2 separate regions of the Mus musculus genome follow, and region 1 is linked to region 2. Evidence: chromatin contacts called from ENCODE Hi-C or POLR2A ChIA-PET data. All regions are on one chromosome and are shown on one strand. Each heading gives the region's core, a stretch centred on a gene start or an enhancer-like site at or near the end of the contact. The rest is flanking DNA. Distances are from core to core; before and after follow the strand shown.

The links. A loop is a pair of places that touch in the nucleus more often than their neighbours do. ChIA-PET counts read pairs that join two places held with the same protein, here RNA polymerase II (POLR2A).
Region 1: a map of heart shows a loop between it and region 2 (2.4-fold over the local background). The contact joins the enhancer-like site here to the promoter of A230028O05Rik in region 2. A Hi-C loop is called at or near these places in 4 of 37 maps with a recorded cell type or tissue (heart and left cerebral cortex). POLR2A ChIA-PET finds 5 or more read pairs at or near these places in 3 of 5 experiments (Patski and embryonic stem cell).

What each region holds. Positions count from the first base shown.
Region 1 is chr16:24,956,931-24,960,808 of GRCm38, reverse strand. All of the region lies in intron 10 of Lpp (LIM domain containing preferred translocation partner in lipoma), which reads right to left. Among named protein-coding and RNA genes, the nearest start is that of Gm52245, 17 kb to the right of the region's middle. Within about 2 kb of position 1,973, at least 1 of the 3 ENCODE cell types and tissues checked has a DNase peak (open chromatin) inside an H3K27ac peak, as active enhancers do; it is heart, where a contact is called at or near this core.
Region 2 is chr16:25,057,582-25,061,317 of GRCm38, reverse strand. It overlaps A230028O05Rik (RIKEN cDNA A230028O05 gene), which reads right to left and starts at 1,679. Exons shown (of 3, transcript NR_040374.1): 1 at 1,515-1,679.

The sequences.
Region 1 (3,878 bases), core at 724-3,223, 100 kb after region 2:
TCAAGAGATCATTCTGAGTGTCTGTGCTCTGACACGAGGGAAGGCTTTCGAAGGCCAGCTCTAAGTGGACAGTTTGGTCCTTCTGGATCCCTATGGGACCTTCCCTTTGCAGACAGGTATCCCATTCTCCAGTCTTCGCTCAGAAACCAACCCAAACTTCTCTGTGTTCTTGCTCTTCATTAATTGGGACCTCTGCTCTGAGATTTTCCTTTCCAAAGGTCAAGGGCGTACAGCTGTTACCTCTGTTACTGTTTTCTCCATTCTTCTGCCCTTTCACACAGCGGTCCTGTATTCTTTAAGGCAGTGACCTGCATAGAGTGTTACCTCTTTACATGAAATCTACAAAGAGGGATACAGCAAAATGTACTCCATCATCCTTTGTGACACGTGCTGAAGAGCTGGGCTACTGAGACAGACCTAGTCAATGGAGTCTTGTGGCTCTGGATGACTCTCTGCAGCACACACAAAATGCTTTTCTCTTGAATTGCCACAGGATGGTTCTACATCAGTGTTATTACATTGAAGAGTCCACCTTTAGTTGGGGCACATCAATGAGAAGCCCTACTTGTTCCAAGGTAGCTGATCAGTAGTCCAGGCCTCTGAGAGGCCTCAGTTCAGAACACTCAGCACTGTCTATGACCTAGAGCTTCCTGGCTGAGAGACTACCAGACCCCTGACCAACTGGATATAGGAGGGAAAAAGATTGCTTTGTGACCAAAAATTTTTTTTTTTATCAAGCAGTTATGGTGGCTGTCATATTAAGACAGCATAGCTTCCATATATGTAAAAGCTGTTCAAAGTTAGACATTTAAACTTATTTTATGTTGGTGGCACTAGATATGTTTCACAAAACACAGTAGAAATTGTTTGGTAAATACCCAAATGAATGGCTGAATGTAATAATGAATGAAAAATACACATGGAAGTCTCATGATCAATGGACTGTAAATTCCAAAAGAGAGTTTTATTCAAAATGACAGGGTATGCTGAGTGAAAATACTGACAAACCAGAAGGTAAGAATACATATCAGACTTTCCTTCTCCATAGAGTGGGTGATGGGGTTTTCAAGTCTTGCAAGTCATTATTTATTCCAGGAAACAACATGAGCATCCGGGTGCAGGATCATGCATGGTGATTCATTCTCTTCCAGAGCACCTACTGCTATTCTTTGTTTGTTTGTTTGTTTTGTTTTGTTTTGTTTTCGAGACAGGGTTTCTCTGTTTAGTCCTGGCTGTTCTGAAACTCACACTGTAGACCAGACTGGCCTCAAACTGAGAAATCCACCTGCCTCTGCTTCCCAAGTGCTGTGATTAAAGGAGTGTGCCACCACTGCCCGGCAACCTACTGCTATTCTTAACATCTTTGAATGCGAAGACAACAACTTTCATTAATAGGAAAATGGATAAATAAATTAGTGGGAAAAAAAGAGAAGAGAACTTTCTTGAATTTTTTTTCAATTAACAAAAGCAATATATTTCTTTAGCTGCATAACCAAGAATTTATAGCAGTTAAAAGTTTCACAGAGGACTAGGGCAGTGTATTAGAGTAAGTGAGATCTTGGTCTTTATCTGTGCCAGTCGGTTTGGTGAGTACATTTCCTGCATAGCACCCCTAGTTGGTGAGGGCTTATCTAGCCTGAAATTATCATTTCTAGGGACAGTAGACTCTTTTGGAAGGTATCCATTCTACTGGCCCACTTAATTGTTAGAAGATTATATTTAATCTTCCTTCTGTCCTCTATAAGCAAGTCTGTTGCTTTTCTATGCAACAACCCTAAAGAGTACTGAAAATATTGTCTTTTTTGAGCCTTCTCTTGGGATAACTACCTGGAATCTTTCCACCCTTTCTTATGGGCTATTTCTGTCTCTTATCCCCCCAACCACTATTCTCAGCACAAGTTCCAGTTTATCTTGGATCCCTTCAACACATGGCGCCCAGAATAGAACACAGAACTGTAGGCTCTAGAGCTAGTGTGTGTCCTGCATACCCCTGCCTAAGTAGTGCAGTCACAAATGGCATTTAGGTTTCTGTCATGTGATATATTGTTATTTTGATTACTAATCTTATAATCAAATTTCTTCTCTTAGGGGTTTTTTTGCAAACATGTTGAAAGATGTTTCCCATAGGATCTCCTACTAAGTACCCTTAATTTTCATCAGAAAATACATAATTTTGCTTCCTCTACTGTGCTATCCCATCATCCCCTTAGATAACCAGAGTAATATCTGCCATGTCACTCAGCATTTCCATGTCCCTTTTCCATGCTGACACAGAGGATATAAGGCACATTCACACAGCTCCTGAATTGGAAGGCTTCATTTGAAAAAAAAACAGTAAGTTTTGAGCCTATTTGGTCCTTAACTCTGGGGTTAGGAGGCCAGGCACATACAGCTTTAAAAACAGTTCTCTGCTTGTTTGACAGGCTGAAAACATTGCTCTGGGGTTCTGGAAAGCATTTGTTAAGGAGCTAATAATCTACCTTGAATTTCTTTCAGGGAAAGTGTCTTTGGTTGGGAGGAGACTTAAAAAAGAGAGGAAGAAAGAAAAGCAGAGAAAGATCTTCAGTAATAGGTGTCTGCTCCATGGTAAATGCTTGGTGTGGCTCTCTCTGGCGCTCTCTCTCTCTCTCTCTCTCTCTCTCTCTCTCTCTTTCTCTCAAAATCAATTTAACTCATTAAATTCTCAAAGTAACTCCAGGATCAAAACATTGTTAGAATTTCATACAAGACAGTAAAACATAGATTCTTTTTTTTAAAATTTACATGTATCCAAAGTCATAAGTTGGTAGACAGGGATTGAACACAGTCTTGCACAGTCCTGCCTGACTCCTATCTACATAACTGGTAAAAACAATATTTTGTAAGAGAAAAGAAATACTGCAAATATGTGGACATATATGATAAGTGTACATATTACAAGAGATCTTAACTCAAGATAGCACCTCAGAGTTGCAATAATCTACAAAGGAACAGAAGGTTATTCGAGACATCAGTTGGAGAAATGTGGAGAGTGTATATTATATGGGTAGCTGCTTCTCTTTCCTCTTTAGCAACTCAATGGTAGTTAAACACATAGATGCCTGGCATAATATATAAGTGCTGTCTCCTTGCATTAACTAGACTTGGGTCAGAGTGGAATGAAGCAGGGGCAAAAGGCAGGACATCAGCACAGCAGGAGTCTGGTACCTACCCACAGTGCATCTATTTCCTCACTGAGAGGGAAATGAATAACCTGTAGGTTGTTTTCTGACTCTACAGCTGAACCAGGTCTTCATAAATGCATGTACTTCACAAACACATGCCATTCCCCCTCCACTACCCCACATGCCTTAAATTTTTAATGTGCATAATAAAGTTTGGATGCAAAGAAACTCAGATATATTTCAAGTCTCTGAAGGAATGACAATGACCAAAAGAAGGAATATACAAGATCACATGTCTTTCCTGCTGCGAACCGCACACAGGTCTCCCTAGAGAGAAGTGCTTGGCACTGCGGACACCCACCCATTCTCTTATGTTCAACAGGATAGTCTGCTTCCTACTGTAGCCAAAGACCCTTGGAACGTGACTTATACTTTGGCTTCTCAGCTGTTCTTAATGCTCTTCTCACTGACATCTGACTAGATATTTTCATACATTGATTATGTGTGTCCTCTCCTCTGGAGAATTTCTGGAACAAGTCCTCCTCTAACAGAATGCATTTCTCCTCTGCCATTAAGAAAGCCTTACTGGTAGAACTATCTACCAGGTCAGCCTGTTTCACTGTGTTCTTGGTTTTATAAGTGTTTGTCTTCACTGCATTTTGAACTTTGGGGTATGGGTCTATGATTTCAGTTATTGTTTCAATTTCATAGCCAGCAAAATATCTGTCAGCATTA
Region 2 (3,736 bases), core at 430-2,929:
TGCCCTGAGGCTATCTCAAGGGAGGAAGAAGAGAGTATATGGAAGCCTGCCTCCAGAAGACTGGTGAGAACAGAAGGGTTGGCCAGCCCCAGGACAGCCCTCAAGGCAAGCTATGACTTTTACCAAGCCAGACACTCACATAAAGGCCCTCAGTAAGGTGACTACATAAAATGCAACCCAAGCCAGACATTTTAGCGTGATGAAGGAAGCTATTCAGGACTCCAGGCTGTGGTGGCACACACCTTTAATCCCGTCACTAAGATGGCAGAGGCAGGCAGATCCCTGAGTCAAAAGCCAGCCTGGTCTACAGAGCGAGTTCCAGGACAGCCAGGGCTACACAGATAATCCCTGTCTATAAATTATATGTAATTATTATAAAATATATGTAATATTAGATAGATAGATAGATAGATAGATAGATAGATAGATAGATAGATAGATAGATAGATAGAAGGCCTACCTAAACAAAGAGAAGGCAAATCAAGAAGGGTGGGTGCTGGGTGGCCTTTGCCATCGGTGTTGATATTGACAAGGAATGAGTTCTACCCATGGAGCAATAACTATATAATAACTTATATCCCATACAAGAGACTTAACACAGGCACAAAGGGACTGGTTATCTGGAGGACATTAGTAAATCTCTCAGAAAAACTGAAAGAAGGCAGCAAGAGAGGTGGGGGCACCCAAGTTGAGATTTGATGGCTACAGAGGAACTGAGGCATGGCAGTAGGAAGTCAGGCAGAGGTCATCAAGCCCAGAAACTAGCCTCTGTGGGATGCTCAGGGAAAGGCAGGGTCAATCGGATATGCCTGCCATAGACCGCGGCAAGAATGACATGGGCACCCCGGGCTGGGTTTGGCCTACTGTGTAGACAAGCTGACATCTGTTTCTAAGTATGATTCGCCAAGTCAATTCTCCCCTCCCCGGGTTTGCTTTGTCTCTGCTGGGCAAGTGGTCTTCTCTCTCCATCAAGGACTCTCATCTGAGGAAGACACCACTTCCGGGTTTCACTACCAAATTCTCCCTGAGTCTCTAGCCACGGAGAAATGGGTTTGGATGATCACAGGAAGTACCTTTTTGGCAGTCCAACATGGCCAGAAATCTGAAGGGGGTGGATTTTAGTGGCTCTCCCTTTTTGATATTTCGCCTTTGGGAGACTCTTTCTCTGCTTACTTTCCAGGACTTACAAGTCCGGAGTTCCTTTGGACTTTAGAGACCTTAGGCTTTTAGAGACCTGAAGGTCACAGGATCAAAGAGGGACTTTCTCCTTTGGTCCTTAAGACCAACTGGTGAGGTAGGTTGAGAACAGGTAACAGTTAACAGGCAGAGAAAGGATTGACAGCTGCTGCCAGGAGCTCATCAGCCAGGCTTTGTATATGGAGCACCGTAAGCTTTCCAGCAGGAAGGAGGGGAAGGGTAGAAGGAAGAGGAGTAGCAAGCAGAAAGGGGGAGGAGCAGAATAGTGCCGAAGGACTAAACTAGAACTTTCTTCTTCGCCCCACCTCCAAACTTACCCCTCCCTCGCAACCCAGGGGGGAGAAAATGGGTCTGAGGCTGTGCGGTTGGGAAGGGCGGAGGGTAACATCTTCACAGATGCTGCAGCTTGGCCCTGCAGGGCTGCTGGGCCTTTGAAAGGCCACTTGTAAACTCTTGGTTCCGAACAGAAAGGCAGCCGGGAGGAGCTGGGGCGCGGGCAGGGGGAGGAGACCGGTCTGCCTTCAGTGCCTAGAAATCAAAGCAGCCAACCTTGGGCTTTTTCTTTCCTTCACACTGAGGCACTTTTATTGGCGAGATGAAGGGAGGCAGAGAGGGCCTACAGCCCTCGCTTCGCTTTTGGAGGTTAATGACCCAGTTAGCAGCTCTTGGCTGAGTTTCCGACATTTTGCAGACATCAAGCCCCGCGCCTCTGCCAAGTACATTCTGTTCCCTGGAGCCCATCCAATGCATCTCAGATTACTATGTAATGCGACAAAGAGGGAGAGGCGGCTGGGAGGGGCCCGGAGAGCTGGGCGGGGTGAGCGGGCGGTAGCCCCGAGAGCGGGACGCAGAAGCCGGCTGGCGGGGAAGAGGATGCCACTCTAAATACAGCTGCTCCAGGGGAGTCGCATCCCTCGAGGGGCTTCTTAGCTGGAGAGGGAGCCCGAAAGGAGGGTGGACAGGCCCTGTCCTCCAGGAATCCTGCCCCGTAGAGCCCGGCACGGTCCAGAACGCAGATGGGGGTGGGGAGAACAACCGGAGACCCGACAGGACAGCGGGAGGAGGAATCCAAGGGGCGGGCCTAGGGGCTCGGCTCCGCCCCTCCAGGCTGCCCCAGGCCCGTCCCAGCAGCTCCAGGGGTGAACAGCCTGCTGGCTAATTATAGACCTGAATGGAAAGCGGCGCTTTTGAATGATCTTGTTGCTCGCACTGCCTTCAGAGTCTGAGGAGCAGGTGCGGCCCTGCTATATACAAAGTGATTCATTTAAAAGCCCTCTGTCACGTACGCTCACTTACTGACACACAGGAATCCTTGTGCGCTCCACCACCCAAAGGATTCCAGAACTGGCTTAAAAGAACTTGAGCTCAGGGCAGAAACCAAGCGACTATTGGAACAACTTCACCACTCCTTAGTAGTCTCGCAGAGTAGATGAGAGAGGGTACTAGGCCTTTCTCAAAATGTTGAAAAGTAGGGTCTTTGCAATTTACAGCTGGAGAAACGGAGGCTGAGACAGAGTTTTGAGACGTGTCTGTGAGAGCGGGAAGTCAGTGTGAAGCTAAAGAGAAGCATGGGGTCCTGCCAGCCCCTTCCTCTGCCTGCCCAGACTGGAGCTTAACGTCTCCCATCCTGAACCTCTGGCACGGAAGAACACCCCTCCTTCTAGAATACCCCTCTTTCCTGAGTGTGGCACCTACCCGTTGCACCTCCCATCCCTGAATCCCACCAGTAAACCAGCTGAAGCCAGTTCCAGGCCTAGGAACTGGCAATCATGCCCATTTTCCCTAGTGTTCTGTATGAGTCAATCTGTTACGGCTCTGTCAGCACAATGCCCTGTGAGGAACTACAGAGGGGGCAAAACTTCCTTCCCTGTCAGCGTCTTACACCCACCTCGGGTTCACACTCACAGCTAGCCAAGACTTTCCATGACCTTGATGACCAACTGCAGTCTGCATAAGCACAATGGAGCCTCATGCCCATTTGATGGAGTCCTTGAAGAGTCTTGGAGGGAGGAAATGACTGGCTCATGGTCATCTGATGGTGAGTCTGTATGGAGAGAGCCCAAAGTGGGCCTGTCTGCATCCTGAGTTGAGGTCAACACACTTACTTCTTTCTTAGATCCGACCACAAGCCCACTCAGTCACAGAGAAATATTGCTGTGAGCAATCTGATTATTTGCTCTCTGGTCCCCACATCACCATACCAGTTTTGTCCACACTTATGAATCTGGGTGTAGAGAACTGTTATTTTTCTCTAAACATCTCTAAACCCAGCCAGTGCATCTGGCCTTAAATAGAAAGGCTGTCCGTCTCACCACCTAGGCCCACAAGTTCCACCTCACCTTTGCTGACCATTTTAAACTTAACATTTTCCTCGTTCAGTGTGAATGGTTAAAGAACCACCGTCGAAATACCGTGCTGAAAGAAACAGAAATTGGGGGGTAGAGATTATTTTAATAGCTTTTTACTTGCCTCTTGAAAGGAAGTTCTGCATCTTAGGATTTATAAGTATCCACCCTCCCCAACATACATTGTGTTCAGG